Regions from separate parts of the Mus musculus genome. Here region 2 is linked to region 1. Evidence: chromatin loops called from intact Hi-C (ENCODE). Cell type or tissue: gastrocnemius. All regions are shown on one strand. Links, peaks and the distances in the headings refer to the core of each region. The heading gives the core; the rest is flanking DNA. Region 1 has its middle 19 kb from the start of Gm6961. Region 2 overlaps Ano6 (anoctamin 6).

The links. Peaks named below come from ENCODE experiments on the same cell type or tissue, not always from the same donor. Only the 100,000 strongest peaks of a DNase experiment are listed, where the experiment ranks them.
Region 2: it touches region 1 in a loop (3-fold over the local background); 38 of 42 quality-filtered maps call a loop at or near these places.

The regions. Positions count from the first base shown.
Region 1 is chr15:95,765,812-95,774,943 of GRCm38, reverse strand. No RefSeq gene overlaps it. Among named protein-coding and RNA genes, the nearest start is that of Gm6961, 19 kb to the right of the region's middle. In gastrocnemius, for the core only: a CTCF peak has its summit at 7,010 (motif pointing left); DNase peaks (open chromatin) are centred at 1,270, 5,187, 6,052 and 6,943.
Region 2 is chr15:95,931,023-95,940,154 of GRCm38, reverse strand. Ano6 (anoctamin 6) reads right to left here. Exons shown (of 20, transcript NM_175344.4): 10 at 8,312-8,372. Among named protein-coding and RNA genes, the nearest start is that of Gm41389, 24 kb to the right of the region's middle. In gastrocnemius, for the core only: no CTCF peak of the experiment used is centred there; DNase peaks (open chromatin) are centred at 4,798 and 7,689; H3K4me3 peaks cover 1,003 bases; H3K27ac peaks cover 1,870 bases.

The DNA.
Region 1 (9,132 bases), core at 770-8,769:
AATCTAGGTGAATGCACGGTGAGTTATTAAGTCCAAAGTTCCCCAAAGGCAGCTCTATAAATATTTCCGAAAAAGATACGGAGCACAGACTTTATTACTACCAAAGCTACAGCCGGTGGCAGCTGACAGTGTGCTGCTGCTGGTGGTGGTATGAGTGGGTCAGGAGAAGCAAGCCCCAGTCCTCCAAGGTGCAGGGGACATTATCACTGTTTAGTGGCATCCCGTGTAAGCAGAATTCAATCTGTTACTGGTTTCTATATTAGAAACTCCAATGGAAATATTTTTTCATGGGGAAGTATATTCTGTATTTCATCCTTTTTTTTTTTTTTTTAAACGGTTGCATGCCCCCTAAGGAATAATGGAAGTGTCTTATTCAAACTGTTCACTCCTGAAAATGAAAGTGCTCTGAAGAGGTGGGAAGAGCTTTTGTCTCCTGTTGGCACAAGACTTCTTTATCTTCTTTTGTATGTGTTTCGCTGATAGGCAAGACAGTGCTTCAGTAGAAGTTAGAATTATAGCCTAAAATATCTACTCAAACACAGTACTTTGTCCCCATTTTGACTCATTTCCAGTTGTGCTCAATCGTTGGCAGGCACGCTACTCCTTTCTGCACCGTGAAAGACATCTTTCGTCTCTTTGACCCTCTATTGCATTACCCTGGTGATATCTGTAGCCAGGAAAATGCTAGCATTTTCTCTAGCAGGGAGAGGAAGACATAAATATTTGATCTCAGATCAGCGATGTGTGTAATTGTTACTATAGAGAGAACCTTTGATTGCTGCCCAAATCTAGAGGTCTATTAAAATTTAATTTCTAGGTCTTCTCTTCTTTGCTCTAAAAATCAGAGTATTTCATAGTGTAGAAATTAACTCTTCCTTCCCTGTCCCTGTACCCACACTCCTCTGCATTTCATTGAGCGAAGAAATGCCAGTCGCTTAAAGATACGGGACTTAGGAATTAGAGAGCGAGTCCTTCAAAGAGTGCTGGTAACCTCAGGAAAGAACAACTAAGGGGGAATTGTGAGTTGTGAGTTTTTTCTAGAAATAAGCATAAAAAACAGAATAGACTATCGTTTGTATAACGTTTGCTTATTAATATTGCTAGCATTTTTTTTAAATCCTAGAAAAGCACTCTCAGGGCTGGAGATATAGCTCAGCAGTTAAGCACACTTGTTGCTCTTACAGAGAGGCCCTAGGTTCCATTTCCAGCATGCACATGGCAATTCACAACCATTTCTAACTCCAGTTCCAAGAGCGAATCTGGTGCCCTCTTCTGGCCGCCATGAGCATGGCATGCATGCTGTGCCCATGTATACACGCAGGCAAAACACTCATATGCATACTATAAAACAAGTCTAAAAAAATAAAGCACCATGGGAAAATTATAGGAATGTCTTAAAAAAAAAACTTGACAGGAAATCAGTTTATTAGCTCAACTTCAAAATTTTTTCTAAAGGAATGAACCGAATCTGGAAAACTAGTTTCATAGCAATTAGATATCTAGCAAAAAAAAAAAAAAAAAAAAAAAAAAAGGAAAGACAATCTAAAGCAATAGAAGTATAATATCCGAGGTTTTCCCTTTTCATACTTACAATTGTAAGTGGGATTTGGCTATTGGCCAGTTCATTGCATTATATCCAGATGAGTGAAGACGTAAGGGAGACTATAATCCTGGAGCTTAATTTTATTCATTATTTCCAAAGTCTCTCAGCTGTACTCAGCGCTACAGTGAGAACACAATTGGCCGGTCCACCTTTAGCCCTTTTCTGTCTTCTCCCCTTCTATAGGCGGGGGCTGGACTCTTAAAGGGCTACTTACAGAGCTTAGTGAGGTACAAATGTAAGTGGCCCAAGAGTGGCCTCCGCATCTGTTTCCAGATAACCCAAGACTGCCCGAAAGGTAAACGAAAGTAGGGTATATTTAGAGCATCCAGGACCTAGGATTTTCTTGGCATGCCTCAGTAACTGGAGAAGTGAGATCTCAGGAGCCGAATTGTAAGTTAGGAAATAAGATGCTGTTGTCAAGTGACCGGAAGTTCAATACCAGTTATATCACTTATTTGGTGTGAAAAGGCTCAAGGAAAGTGTTCAATGCTTGTAAGGATTTTTTTTTTTTTTTAGACAATGTGACTCAAGTTAGGGAAAAGGAGCCTCAGCTAAGAACATGACTCCATCAAATTGGCCTGAAGGCAAGTCTATGGAGCACTTTTTAAATTGGTGATTGACACGGAAGGGCCCAGCCCATTGTGGGCGGTGCCACGCCTGGGCCGGTGGTCGTGGGTTGTATAAGAAAGCAGGCGGAGCAAGCCATGGTGAGCAAGGCAGCGCTCTTCCATGGCTTCTGCATCAATCCTTGTCTCCAGGTTCCTGCCCTGACTTCCGTCATTGATGGGCTTGTGACACGGAAGTAAGTAAATAAGCTTTTCTCTGTCCTTGGCTGCTTTGGGTAGAGCTGTTTACCACAGTGATAGAAAGCAAACTCGGACAGATGGGACGCTCCCCAGACCGCAGCTTCCTCATCCATCTGATGAGAAGAACAAAGCTTTCTAGAACCGCTAAATGGAGCAGAGTCTGTAGAATGGAAAATGGCCAGAATCGACTGTTGATGACGGCCTCATTCTCATAATGATTTTAATCCTCGGCATTTGAAATATCATTCTATTTTAATCATAACGACAGCCGTGATAGCCTAATGGTTTCGCTGGGCATTTTTCTGGGAAAGAAGGCTAAGAGAATGTACTCTTCCGGTCTCTGTATTCTACTGACACCGCAACCTTCCAACACAGTGCTGTTCGATTCTGTGAGCCACCACAGTAATAGGCACACAGCATCCCTCGGCAGGTACCCCAGAGGGTCACTGTAATCCCGGGCCTGCTGTTCACGTTCCTAGCATGCTATGGTGGAGTTAGTCAGGTAATTGGGCAATGAGGGACCTTTTGGAGGCCTGAGCCATCTTTCTGAGACTGGCTTAATTCAATCATTATGGTTATCTATAGGTACATCCATTTTTTTTTTTTTTTTTGGTATGACATAGCTCTATTCTTTATGGGAGAAAAAGAAAAAAGAATCCTACTGTGTGTATATACCATATTTCCTTTACTTCTCCATCTGGGATTGCTCCGCCCCAGGTTGCTTCTATAACTTAACTACTGTGAAATGTGTTGTGATAAACATTGACATGCAAGTGTGGCATTTGATTTGGATCTGTTGGGTGACACCAAGCCTGCTTGGGTTACACGGAAGGTCTGTTCATAGTTTCTAAAGGGACCTGTAAACTGATTCTGTAGTGGCTGGACTAGCTTACACTCATCAATAACATAGATTGGCTTCTTTTTGTCTTTATCCTACTTGGTACTTACTGTCTCCATTCCAATGATTGCTTATTTGCTAGTTTAGTGCCGTTGTGTGCCATGGTACAGGTGTGCCGTGGTATAGGTGTGCTGTGGTATAGGTGTGCCATGGTACAGGTGTGCCATGGTACAGGTGTGCTGTGGTATAGGTGTGCTGTGGTATAGGTGTGGAGGTCAGAGGACCACTTGCAGAAGTTGGTTTTCTCCTTCCACTGTGTAGGTTCCAGAGATCAAACTCAAGTTGTCAGATTTGTCAAAGGTGCCCTGGTCCACTAAGCCAACTTGGCCATGATATAAGTTTTCTCAATAACTTGCCATTCGGACTGGGATAAAATGAGATTTCAATGTAGTTTTTATTTATAGTTTTCTGATGGGTGGTGATGTTGAGGTTTTTTTTTTTTCATGTGGTTATCGGTCATTTGTTTTTCATCCTTTGAGAACCGTCAGCTCATTTGATTGGCCCATTTACTGACTGAATCATTTGAACTATTGTTATTTGTTTTTGTTTGATTGATTGATTTTAGATCTTTATGTAGTCTAGATATTAATCCTCCATGAGATACATGGCTAACAAAGACTTCCTCGGTCTCTCCAGTCGGTTCATTATTTCCTTGAAATAAAGAAGAGTTATTTTATTTGCCAATTCCTGGGCTGATTACCTGTGCAGCTGAGTTCTATTACGAAAATGCTTGCTTAGGTCAATATCTTAAAATGTGTTCCTTACTTCTTCCTCTATTAATTTCAGAGCTGTAATTAAACAGGCTTTCATCTATGTAGAGTCTATTTTAAAAGTCATTTAAAAATTTTAAATCTCTCTCTCTCTCTCTCTCTCCCTCCCTCCCTCCTTCCGTGTGTGTGTGTGTGTGTGTGTGTGTGTGTGTTTGTGTGTGTGTGTGTGTGTGTGTGATTTTTATGTACACCACAAGGGGCCTTCAGAGACCAGTGGATATCACATTCCTTGAAACTGTTACAGTCAGTGTGAGCTGCTTTAGGGAACCTGGGTACTGGACCTTAGTCTTTTACAAGAGCAGTGAGTACCCTGAATCGCTGAGTTATCTTTCAGTGAGTTTTGTATAGGATAAGCAATAGGTATCTAGTTTCCTGCCTGTGGTTTTCCAAGCACCATTTATTGAAGACACTGTCTTTTATCACAACATGCATTTTTGGCATCTTTGTCAGAGGCCGTGTGGCTGGAACTCCCCTGGTTCTTATGTGAGTTCTTCATCTGTTCTGTTGTCCTGCATTGGTTTTTTGTTTTTTTTTTTGTTGTTGTTGTTTTTTCCTGGTGCCAGTTCCTTGCTCGTTTTGTGACAATGGCTCCTTCATCAAATCTGAAGCTTACCTTAATGCTAGCTGGGTTCGTTTTAAAGGACAACTTGACATAATCTAGGTATCACCTGGAAAGCAAGTCTCAGGGAGGGACTGTCTAGATCAGATTGATCTATTGGACATATCTGTGGGAGAGTATCTTGATTATGTTAATTGAGGAAGGAAGATTTGCCCATTATGGGTGGTACCCTTCCCAAGACTTGGGGTGTGTAGTGAATTTCACGGAGGAAACCAGCTGTATCCTAAGAATGTATGCGTTCATTCTGTCTGCTCTTGACTGTGGATGTGTCTAGCTACTTCAAGTTCTTGCCACCTTGGCCTTCCCAAATGGAGTGTAACTTGGAATTATGAGCTAAAAACGAACACTTCCTCTCCTAATTTCATTTTGTCGGGGCATTTTAGCACAGCAATGGCTAGGGAAATTAAGATAACTCAGTATACACAGTATCCTTGACAACCAAGGGATGAAGTGACCAAGCCAGTGGACATCTGCCAGCCTGCTGTTGGCTAACCCAGGGCTGGCACAGAAGTCGGATGAACTCAATGAACGTGGAAGCAGAAGCAGAAACTCAACATGGCCCCTGCAGCAGGAACTTCTGGCCACACCTGGCCTCTCTGATTCTCTGCTGACTGCCTGCTCAGATAGCCAAAGAGACCCACATATTTTACTTTCTCACTCTTTACCAAATCCTTGTATTACCTCTCCTTCCAAAATACCCAAATCAGGACAGGCCTGTTGAGATTAATCTTGGCTGTCAGATCGATTCTATCTGGAATAATCTATGATGCCAGCTGCTGGGCACAACTCGGAGGCTTGCTCTTCACTGGGGTATTGGAAGTGAGAAGACCTACCCTAAACATAGTGGCGCCTTCTGTTGGCAGCCAAGACAGAAGGAACCTGAGGGAAAGCTTTTGCATCTCCTTGATACCGGAGAGTCCGCTCCTATCTTGATTACGGGTTCATTTATTCTGCTGCTGCTGTCACTGCTGTTACATTCCCGTGCTGTCATCTGGATCAGCTTCTCCAGGCTTCTGGCTTTGCAGTGTGAACTGAAGATCGTCCCTCTTCAGGAACCCTCCAGGACTTCTTCACCAGGTTGGGCTGTGAGTGATTCTCAGCCACTCCGATGTACAGACAGCTAGCTGTTTCTGGACTAACCAGACTGTAGCACCTAAGATCAATCTAATAAGCCTCCCTTTGGATGTATTCCTTCTGTCGGGAAGCCTGACTGATACAACGGCCAAGCTCCTTCTACTGGGAGGCATTTTACTGCGACTTCCCCATTTCTAGCTGCTGTGTATAGGAAGTGTTATAGCAGGCACTATCCTGGCAGGACTCTAAGTCTGGCCAGTGCTGTGGAGGAGAGAGCCAAGTTTTAGACCCCTGGGATGTGGGTTCAGGACTGGAAGTTGCACATACTACAGCCAAACATGAGGCACACTGAGTATGATGTTACGACATAGGCCTGGCAAAGTAAAGTCTTGAAAGATGCAGCAGCCTCCAGTCAAAGCCTTGGGGACAATCAGACCCAACACATCTCCTAAGCCGGACAAGCCCTCTTCCCAGTGGGCCCAAGAACCACACAGATGACAATATAACATTGCAGTTCTTTGAATATGATATTCCATTACCTCTGCTCTGAAAGGTTTCTGCTAGGAAATATGTCAATAATCAAATGAAGGCTCTTTTGTACGTAAAAATTCTCTGCTTTTGGGTTTTGACTACTTGCTCATAAGGACTTGGGATTCCCTAGCCTAAATCCATGGATTTTACAGCTATAGATGTATACTCCTTTCCCCGGTGGCTTGCCCAGCTTTTTATCGCTGTGGCAAATATTGGAAATACATTATTTTAAAAACAGAAAAGGGTTTCCCCCCTCAAAATAAAGGGTTCAGTGTACGGCCCACATATCCTGTTGTGTATCATGGTGAGTCTGGATGAAGATTCCATTTGCTATGTGAGAGGAAGAAGAGAGCCAAATCCCATAACCCCCATCCTGGGCACACCCCCTAGACAGTCCCATTCATTCTTACCTTGTTATTTACACTTCCCATAGCATCAGGCTGGAGCCAAGCCTTTGACACATGGACTTGGGGGAACGTGCCAGTCAGACTGCCAGAAATAACTTGAGGTTGGAAAGGCACGTTTCTGGCTCATGGTTTCAGTCCATTGACCTTTGCCCCACTGATTCTGGGTCTATGGCGAGGTCAATCTGCAGAGATTACCTAGCTCAAGGCTGACTGGTGGGAAGGGAGGGACCATGAACAACCTCTGAAGGTACCTCAGGGTGGCTCCAGCTTGCCAAAACAGCACCACCTGCTGGAGACATATATATTCAACTCATAACCCTGGGGGGCGACAATTCACAAGCAAACCACAACTGGTGGCGTTCCTGGGCTAAATGATTGCCGCCCCCATGTTTGGTCAACGTTCAGCTGTAATTAATTTCTATATGTTTTCTTTTTCTCCCGACTGTCTCTCTATGTGGTGGTCAGGTTGCTAGTCTCTCGGGATTCTAGGGTTCTCTTCCCCTCATTTCCTTTGCTGTTGTGACTGACTAATGCCCATTCTCCCGTCTTCGCGCTCACCCGGCTTCTCACCGGCCTGCCCCAGTCTGCTGTGAAGCACCTTCAATGACCGGCCAGCTCAGTGGCTGTGTTCCTCAGCTCCGTTTCTGTTGGATGTATGTCCGACCGGCCAGCTCAGTGGCCGTGTTCCTCAGCTCCGTTTCTGTTGGATGCGGATGTTATGTCCGGTACAGCAATGGATGCGTGCTTATGATTCTGTCTTTCTGTAAGAATCTTTGTCGTCATGCAGTAAGTCCTTAACAGAGGCTGAACAGGGGCTGCTGAGATGGCTCAGCGGTTAAGAGCACCGACTGCTCTTGCAGGTCCTGAGTTCAAGTCCCAGCAACCACATGGTGGCTCACAACCATCTGTAATGAGATCTGACTCCCTCTTCTGGAGTGTCTGAAGACAGCTACAGTGTACTCACATATAATAAGTAAATAAATATTTTTTTTTAAAAAAAAGAGAGGCTGAACTGTAAAGGGAACTGAGGAGGCCGACAGGCAAAAAGTCTCGAAGGGTTCACTCTTTTTCTCTGGGAACAGAAAGGTATAAAGCCTGAAATGTGTGTCAGCTACCACACACGTTTACATATATATATAATTTCATATGTCATGAGTGAACCGTATTTATATCATTTTCATTCTATCCTTTCCTACTTCATCTTGGACTCACGACTTCCTCTCTCTACTTCTTGCTTTCTTTCACACACATATTCTTTCTTGCTCTCTTTCACACACACAAAGTCTCTCTCTCTCTCTCTCTCTCTCTCTCTCTCTCTCTCTCTCTCTCTCTCTCTCATGCACGAACACATGCACAAACGAGTGCATACACACATCTGACACAATTTAGTGATGCTCAGATGTGCATGTGGTAGACACCTGAAGATAACTCAGTATGAACAAAATCCAAACTGAGAGTCTGTATTAAGCCATCACCTACACAGAACAGCCTCAAATGTAGAATCAGGGAGCCTTTCAAAGGGAAAGAACACAGGAAAGCTACATCCTGGTTGTCAGTTGCAGGTGCAAGCAAGCAAGCAAGCAGTTTAACAAAAGCCAAAATGTGGCAGTTAGCTGGTATGGTCATCATAAAGCATCCTGGTCCTCTGGTCCTTCTAAAATGTTCCCTGAGGGTGTTGTACAGTATATGACTAACTGGAGACAAGCACGTTTTCAAAAAACGGAACAGAATAAAAAGCCTCTATGATCTGGACAGCTCATCACTCAGAAGTTAATATCTTTCTTGGTTTTCATATATATATATATATATATATATATATATATATATATATATATATATATATATAAACTTTATATATATATAAGTTTCTCCCTATAGGATGGGTGCTATGTCCATTGCCTTTTCACTCATGAAAGCATGCCTGAGAAAACAACTCACCACAGGGTAGGTTTTAGCTTGTGAATTCGGTTCCTAGACAGTTGGCTCTGTCTGCTTTAGACTCTAGTGAGGCAGAGCAGCATGCCGGGAGCACAAGATGGTGGATGCTAATTTCATGATGCTTAGAGCCAATCAGAGCTCTGGGTCAGGAACCACACATCCTCAGAGGCATCTTCAGGAAGCCACGCCCCCAGTCTGGTCCCACTTCCACAGTTGCAGTCCTTCCAAAGGTCTGATGGATTATGGCGCCATCGGTAGATGAATGAATCCTTTGATTAGATGAAAGCCATCACGATCCAGTTACTTTCCAACAGCCCACCTGTGAATATGGCATTGGGGACCAAGTCTTCAGTGAATGGGTTTTTCAGGGGCTATTTTATATCTCAACCACGAAGCACTTTGACACAATGGGGAGCAAAAGTGGACCTCCCTAGCTGCCTGGGCATCACCTATTAGAATGCTGTCTGTTACCATCATCGATCTTAA
Region 2 (9,132 bases), core at 856-8,855, 170 kb before region 1:
GGGAGGAAGATGGCAGGTGTAAGGTTTATCTTCCTCATCGAGCTGCCCACGTCAAGGAGGCCAGGACACCAGGTGCTTTCCAGCCAGGCTCTGACTGCAGCGTTAAGATGAGGAAGATGGGCCAGCCAAGTGACAGATACGCAGGAGGGCGCCTTACAAAGAATAGTATAGACCCCAAAAGGAGCCAGGAGTTTAACAAAGGATGGGAGGGGGCACTGGTGGTGGTCTTGCGTGAACACAGGCACAGGGGGACCTACATTGTAGGTAACACCAGATAAGGATGCACGTGTGAAGGACGTTGAAGCTGACAGGATAGATGCAAGGTGTAATGAAGGGGCTGGAAGAGGACAATGCAGGCCAGGCTTCTGCTTTGAGCAGAGTCCTTGATCCTAGTGTAGTGTAGGGGCACACGGGAAAGACGACACTGGGTCTGTGCGGGTGTTGAATGAGAATGATCCCCCAGGCTCGTACATTTGAATAGTTGTTGCCTACTTGGTGGAACTGTTTGGGAAGGATTAGGAGGTGTGGCCTTATTAGAGGAGGTGTGTCACTGGAGCAAGCTTTGGTGTGTCAAAAGCCAATGCCAGTCCCAGTAAGCTCTGTTCTCTCTCTCTCTCTCTCTCTCTCTCTCTCTCTCTCTCTCTCTCTCTCTCTGCTTCCTATTCCCGTATCAAGATGTGAGCTCACAGCTGCTCCTCCAGCCAACATGCCTACCGCTCGCCATCAATATGCCTTGCCACCTTAACCCTCTGAAACAGTGAGCGCAAGTAAACACTTTCGTAAGTTGCCTCCGTCATGGTGTTTTATCACAGCAATAGAAAAGTAACTAAGACAGTAAGTGATAATAGGTGCCCGTGGGCAGGTGTCTAGTCTAGAGGAATGAGAAGACCCAGCCAAGTCAGGAGTCCTCAGTGTTGACTGGGAGTGGAGGGATGGCTAAATGAGGTGTGTACAGTGGCAGATCTCACTTGGGCTGCACATAAGAGGCAATTAGGAGGGTGGTGGTGGTGGGGAGGGGGCTTTAAAACAGTCCTGAGCACAGGCACCAGCCCTGAGAGTCTTTCTGGCTTAACAGGTCTGGAAGGAGGGATGCTGCCTGAGCACGGGTGTTTCTTGTCTTCCAATCAGCAGTTAGGGTTGAGAGTTGGTGCTGCAGGGCAGAGTGGGAAGCCTGAGGCTTGGAGGAAAAGCTAGGATGCTGGAGGAGCAAGAATTCAACACTTTGCTCAAGGACCCAGTTCCCAGGCTTGCATTGAGTACTTCACCAACAAGTTAGTCAGTGGTAGAAATGGCCTGGGCAGTTAGAATCAGTTCACCCACTGAAGGTGAGAAAATGGTCAGGCCTTCAGTGTCTTTGAACTTGCCTAAGGGGAGATGAGGTAACTGCTTGCCACTGGATAAATACCTTCAGGACGCTAGGCTGTTGGGTGGAGCAGGCTGTGACAACCCACAGGAGCTATGCTAGCCTCAAGTGACAGACACTTCTTGAGAGTGTGAGGGTCAACCCTCTTAGGGTGACTATGGAATTAAAGCCCCTCGGTAAACATCCACACAGTCCCACGGAGGCCTACGTCAACTTACCCAAGTACTCTGCCAAGCATGCCCCATGCCAGAAGTTGACTCCACTCTGTCTCCTAAGTCTGAGGTCCTTCTGGTAAAGTGCGCCCTCTCACAAACAGCGCTTCATTTCTCCTGTCAGCACCCTCTTTTCGTCAACGCATGCAACATGTAAGCCTGGTCTATATTTGCTTCTAGGCTTGTGGTCTGCCATGCCTACCTGTCACTGTCATGGGGGAGGGAATGTCTTGTTCACAGATGCACAACTGAGCTTAACAAATGCACTGATTGCATACATTGAAGGGAATGTGCCAGAAACTGGGTACCCTACAACCTTGGCTTAAGGGACCAGTCATCTTTGAGCACCCAGTTAACACTGCCCCACTCTCTGCTATGTCAGTTGACCTGGGCCACTGCTTTGTTTCATTGAATTTTGTTTTGTTTTGTTTAAAGATTTATTTATTTTATGTACACTGTTGCTATCTTCAGACACACCTAAAGAGGGCATCGGATCCCATTAGAGATGGTTGTCAGCTACCATGTGGTTGCTGGGACTTGAACTCAGGACCTCTAGAAGAGCAGTCAGTGCTCTTAATGGTGATGAGCCATCTCTCCAGCCCCCTTGTTTTGTTTTGTTTTTGTTTGTTTGTTTTTCTCCCTAATTTATTAATTTGTATCTCATTTAATTAATTAATTTATTTCTGTCTACTGATTGGGGGATTCTCTTTTTGTTTCCCCAAGCCCTCAAGGTACCTTAAGTTACTTATTTGCAGCCTCTCCTATATTTTTTATGTATATTTTTGCAACTATAAATGCCCTGACAACTGTTTTCATTGTACTGAAGAGGTTTTGGTAGACTGTGTTTTAATTTTCACTTGAGTCTAGGAACTTTTTCGAGTTCTTTCTGGATTTCTTCAATGACCTATTCATTCATCAATCAAAAGTGTGTTGTTTGATTTTCAAGAGTCTATCTTTTTGGTTTTTTAATTTATTTTCATTATTTTTAAAACTGCGCGTGCAGGTGCTGGTGGAGGCCCGAGGTGTTGGATCCTCTGGAGCCAGACTGATGAGTAAGTGGCCTAAAACCGGGGATGGGGACTCTCCATGGATCCTCTGCTAAGCCTTTACACTGTCCCACCTCTTTTCTACGGTTATTCCAATCTTCTCAGACGTGTGGAGACTTGCTTTGTGTCTTAGAACAGGATCTACCTTGGAGAAAGTTCCAAGGATGCTTAGAGAAAGTATTTCTTTGCCCATCCCTACTTTTCTGAACCCTAAACAAAACATAATCACATCAAAATGTAATCAAGTCAATGAAACCAAACATCTCTGCCTCTTTCTAAGAACCTAGCTGCAAATTTCTTAATGAACGTTTTTGTTGTAGTCATTTTGTTTCTTGAGACAGGGTCTCTCCATGTAGCCCTGGCTGTCCTCAAAATCTCTATGTAGACCAGGTGGGCCTGAACCTCAGAGAAATCCACCCACCTCTGCCTCCCAAGTGTTGGAATTAAAGGGCGGGCCATCATGCGTGGCTTACACTTTATCTGTCACCGATTGAAGCCTGGGAAAAGCCAAGCTTTCTACAGAGCTCTTATTTTGTGCTTGTCACTTTCTGTCTGGGTGGTCACGGGCTACCTGCCCTTCTTCTCACTTTTAAAATCATGGCATGCACGCAGACTCCATGAAACAACTCTACCAGTGGAAGAGGATTCATGAAGATACCTTTACTCTCAAAAAGCAACATGAACAATTCTAACCAACTCCTAAGGAGAAAGTAGCAGCTACCTAACCCTACCCCTGGCACCAAGGGTTGGAAGCTGCCTACTTCTTGGGCAGTTCACCCTTGGAAGTGAATGGATATGAAGCGAGCAAGTGGCCAGGTTGTTAGAGTCTCAACCTTGAAGGTAAGCCCCGAGGGGTTACAAGAATGGAGGGAGAGTCTTCATTTTTGTTCACAGCCGAGAACTCTATGGGGTGCAGCTACCCAATGTTTGGAGTATTCCTGGGAGTTATCAGGGTTATTCAATATGCAGTGTGTCCCAAATGGGAGGAACTGCTATCCTGTATCTTTTGCTCCATGTCTCTGCAATATAACAAGCTGGGCTCCACTGTACTTCAGTACCCAGGCACACCATATACCAGGAGGCTCTAGGCCAGGGGCTCTCAACCTGTAGGTTACAACCCCCTGGGGGTGGGAGGGGTGACACTTTCACAGGGGTTGCACATCAGATATCCACATTACAATTCCTAACAGTAGCAAAACTACAGTTATAAAGTAGCAATTCATTAATTTTATGGTTGGGGGCTACAACATCTGGAGGAACTATATTTATTACAGGGTTTCAGCATTAGAAAGGCTGAGAACCACCGCTCTGGTCAACTAGATGCAGTTAAAATTCTGCCAGTACCCACCAACATAATAAGAGATGAGGGGGTGATGCATGGATCTTATCTTAATTATGACAGCATTCTATCTAAGAAAGTATGTATTGGATAAAGATGCCCAAACACACACACACACACACACACACACACACAAAAACCAAATTGTTGAGCGTGGTATAGTGTTACATTCTGTAACATAAAAGGGCAAGACATAAACTCTGATAGGTGGATGCATTCAGACTCTGCCATGAGTCTTAAAACTCTTCAGATGCCGTTATGTACAATGTTCTATATGGTAAATCGGCTTTCTCGCCCCATTCCACCTTCCTAACCCAGACTCTCTTGCACTGGGGTACTAGAAATGACTTAAAATGCTCATTAGCCATGGTTGTATGTCCCTGAAACAGAGACAGAAGCGAGAGCATCCGGAACATCTCCGGCCCAGGGACCAGTTTCTTGATTCCCAAGTGTGGGTGCTGCGCTTTCTGAGTCCATGGATCTTTCCCAGAAATCACTACACCTTGTTTAAAACTCTCCCTTAAATGTGATCATTAAAAAATGGTATTGTATGACCACATGTCTAAGCCAGGGAAAGTCAGGGAAGGAGAAATGAGGTTGGGATGTGTTCAGAATCTTTGTTTTAACCACAGCTTGTGCTTAGGATCCCACGAATTCCCCCAAATCTCCCAGGTTGGTGCAGCCTAAATGCGGGCTATTTCTAGGTATGTATGTGATTAGTACTATATAAGATTATAAAAGCTTTTCCGCCCTCAACGTTTACCATTTCCATCTAGAGAACGGAGAATTAGTCCGTGCCAGATACGCTGTGCGGGAGGAGCTGCCACAGGATTGGCAGAGGCTAGCAATGACTTCAGAGCCTCCTGCCGCCTCGACTCTGCAATTTCAGACTTTTCTGTAATGAGGTTCACAGCAGTAGTCCTCAGAAGGCAGAAGTAATGAGGAAACTGCTGTAAAGCACTTAGAGAGTTCATCAGATGGATATCCTTAAAGATGTACATACGATACCACAAGCAAAAAGCAGAGACGCTTTCTGCATCCTAAAGTCAGACAGGATTGGCAGACAGCCTGATGCATGACAGTTCTACAACCAGGGTGCAGTTAACGATCAGAGAGAGGAAACTTAGGGAAATTTGGGCTTTGTCCTTCCTTCATCAAAATTAATATATATTTTTTCCTTTTACTTAAAATGTCTTCTGTTAGAGCTGTAGAGATCACAAGCTGTGGCTCACACAACATTAAGAGTACTGACCTACGTGCGTAGCTCCCTGGCTACTACTGGAGGAAGGTGATGTATTTACAACAGTGGAGGGCAACACAGAGGGTCCTAATACATGGATCTGACCCAAAGCGTCACTCATGGTAGGCACGGTAGGCAAGCATCCTCCTGCTGAGCTGCACCCCCTGCCTGCTCTATGCTTCTGTGCCATATCTCTCAGTGCATGGTTTCCAGTAAAACATGCCAAGTGTCTGAAGGACAGGGCCTCTTACTGGGTAAGTGTGGTCACCTTAGATTTCGGTGTCCCTGAACAGTATCCACAGGTCAGTCTTTTCTCTCTCCCTCTCTCCTTGCCACTCAGAGGTTGGTTTGCTATTTATTTATAGTTTTTTTTTTTTTGAGACAGGGTTTTTCTGTGTAGCCCTGGCTGTCTTGGAACTTGCTCTGTAGACCAGGCTGGCCTCGAACTCAGAGAACTCAGAGATTCACCTGCCTCTGCCTCCAGAGTGCTGGATTCAAAGGCGTGTGCCAGCCACCACCACCCTGTAGAAGTTAGGCCCAGTTCTTACTCCCAGTCCCGTGATCCCAGAAATAAAGACTCAGACTCAAAAATATATCTATAAATACCTTGGCCATATAGCTAGGCTCTAACTAGATCAAAACTAAAATACCCTAATTAATTTAACCTACATTCTGCCACATGGCTGGTTGGTTAACTGTGCTCAGGTACCCTGCACCTGTCTTGTCACATCTTCCCAGGCTGATCTTCTGCCTGTGCTATCCCAGAATTCTTTCTGCCTCCCAGGTGTCCCTCCCACCTTCTATTTCCTACCTAGGCTACAAGTGGTCAGATTTATTATTGACAGGTATAACATCCATCCAGATGTGTAAGATTCTCTCTATACCACCCAGCACATGGGTACAATGTATCTCTTAAGGGTACAATGTACCATTCGGTGGCCCTTCACAGGTAAAGCCACCACCTGCCCTGCAAGGAACCCCAATCCCCAACTCTGTGTGTGTGCACACACTAAAGACTTGCCTTTCAAGCTGAGAGGTGTGGCCTGGTTTCTTCCCCACACTTTCCTGTGACCTGACATTGCTGATCTCAATGCACAAGACACAAGTGGAAATCGAATGCATGTATCCTTGATGGTGGGACATTTTCCTCTACGTTAGAGTATTTACGCCAATCAAACACTCAGACATCTGCTTTTAAATGAAATGCTTTCCTCGCTATATTACTGATGCTACCCACGTTAAAAGGGACAAACAACATCCAGTTTCTAGGCAGAACTTACGCGTCAAGATCGCATCTTTTCTATTACAGAGAACTGGCTATTATTACCACAGTGAAATATACTTAAAAACTTTCCGATCCTATAAAACTATAAAAAGAAGCAAGCTCACGGGCATTCTCCTGTTCCTCACTGCTGCCCCTGCCCCAGGCTGAATTCTAACTGTGGGGACTGTTATAGTCTAAGAATAAGCATTCCTTATCTACCAACCTGGAATATGGAAACATGCTGAGCGCTGATTTACACTAACACTGGGATTTTGGATTATTGTAGATTTTGTATTTGGGGACTAACGAGGTTCCTGTGATTGTCTAGTCAAAGGAGAGGGGGAGGGGCAGGGGAAAGAGGAGCTCTGGTTCTTAGCATTTGAGACGACGGACACCGAAACAACAGTGATGGCCTCCAGTGACTCACACCCCTGGGTCCTTTCCTCCACTCCATCCCTCAGGCTCGGATGCCTGCCTTGCTGCTTCAGCTGCCAGGACATTAGCAAATACTATAATCATGGGCCCAATGTCGCTGTTGCACTTGTGGGTACCCAGGGTGCAGTTGTGGCATGACTTTTATAGGGTAGCCAGTTGCCTTCTGATTGGATTTGGGGTGTGCTGCACAGGACAGAAGTCAGGCCTGGTACTCTAAGCCGAGCTAAGAGCCCAGACCTGAGGCGATCATAATCCCTAAGGTGGGACCTACTGTTGGGACTTTGCTAAATGGCCATGCAGCCAAGCTGTCTGAGCATTTAATTTAAACCCATAGTTCTAGGATGCTCTCCATGTCGGTAAAGCTGCTTCCCTGTGCTCAGCCCTAAATGGGACATCTCTTACCAGACCCCTGCCAAGGCTCAGGTATCACTGCAGAGGAGGAGGGGGAGGACTGGGAGGAAGGGGAGGAGGAGAGAGGAGGGAGAGGAGAGGGGGATCGGGAGGGGAGGAATTTAATGGTTCGAGGACAGGGAAGAGTACCATGAAATATTATCTTCTGGATAAGGCATGGCTGCTATACACACAGACTCATAGTAGCCATGGTTACCTGCACCAGACCTGCCCACAATAAGCCAATCCAAATTACAACATAGACTAGGGGTGAGCTCACAAAAGTCATCTCTACTGGAGGAGCTGCTGGCATTCAGCAGCTGCCTGGGGAAGGAGACACATTCTCCTCTGGAGGGTTGGCCAGAGGTAGGGTTGCCTAGGCTCCAGAAGCTGGCCAAGAGCCCATGCACACCCCGGCAGCGCCAACTGGGCTTAGTGAGCTATTTCAGAATAGACAAGGAGAACATGAAGTTGAGAGGAAGACGCAGTGGGGAGGATCGGGGGCAACTTGAGACATGAAGCAGGGGGTGGATATGACCAGATTTAATTGTATGACATTCTCAAAGAATAAATGTCAATAATAACCTTAATGCCAAACCCATTGAGGTCTGTGGTCCTTTGCGTCCTTTTGTATCTCTGAAGACCCATACAGAATCCTAGGCTAGATAATTTGAGGGTGACACCATTTGGAACCCCACAGACCAGGCCAGGCTTCTTACTGCTATATCACCTCTTTACAGAGAAGCCAATGGCTCACCACAGAGATCAGGCCATGTGTGACTCAGGGAACTGAGAGAAGAAAAACAAAAAAACAAAAACAAAAAAGAATGAAACCGTGTGTGGTTGAAGCCATGGATCTCTGAGGTAAATTTTCATACAGTAAAATCGAATGACAACTACCAGCAAAGCTCTGGAGGAATGGAGGTTCAGCCAGAACATGGTCCTAAAAGTACATGAATTTAATAGCTTACACAAAATTGCACAGACACCATCAAACTGAGAGAAAACTGAAAGTAACTTACCCCACACTCCCATAAATACAGCGAAGATCAGGGTTCCAAAACTGTCAAAGATGCACAATTTCTGGAAAACAGAGCAGCAAGGCATAAATAAATCAATTCCTCACTTATCAGAAATTCAGCAAATACGTAACACTTCGTACACTCTGCAGCCTGCAGTGTTTGCTGAGCCCAATGCTGGTTTAACAATCACCACACGTATGACATACCCACAGATGGAATTTCTCGCATTTTAAAAGCAAACAGCTTTCGCCGTCTGAGCCTTGAGTACATTTTCCAGTGGAATCTTCCCACACGGCGATAAAGGACTAGGCACATCTGCTAAGATTGCAGGCCGTTAAAGCCTCTTTTATGAGCTGTCAGAGTGAGTGGGAGAACGTAGCGAACGGCTCTAAGGATCCAGTGCCCTCTAAGTAAGTTTATGGTTTGCCTCTTATCAGTGTCTCAGTCCCCTCAGAGGATAAATTCCAGAAATATTCCTTTCCTTATTAAAAAAAAAATACAAAGCTGAGTTTATGTAGTGATGGCTCTCCTCCAGGAGCCTTCTGCTTCCACCCACCCGAGGAAGGCTTTGCATCTGTAAGCGATGATGAGGATTTTCAGTGGGATCAAGGCAATGCAGGTGCTTCTGCTGATGGCACTGGTACAATTACCAGAAAGGATTACTGTCTCACTGAGGCGGAGCTACCACGGCTGCCAAACTCCACCTCTTTGGTGATGGATACATAGCCTAGCTGCCTGCCTTTATGACTGGCTGGGTAAAAAAATCTAATTGACTTCTGTCATAGTTAGGGTTTTACTGATGTGAACAGATGCCATGACCT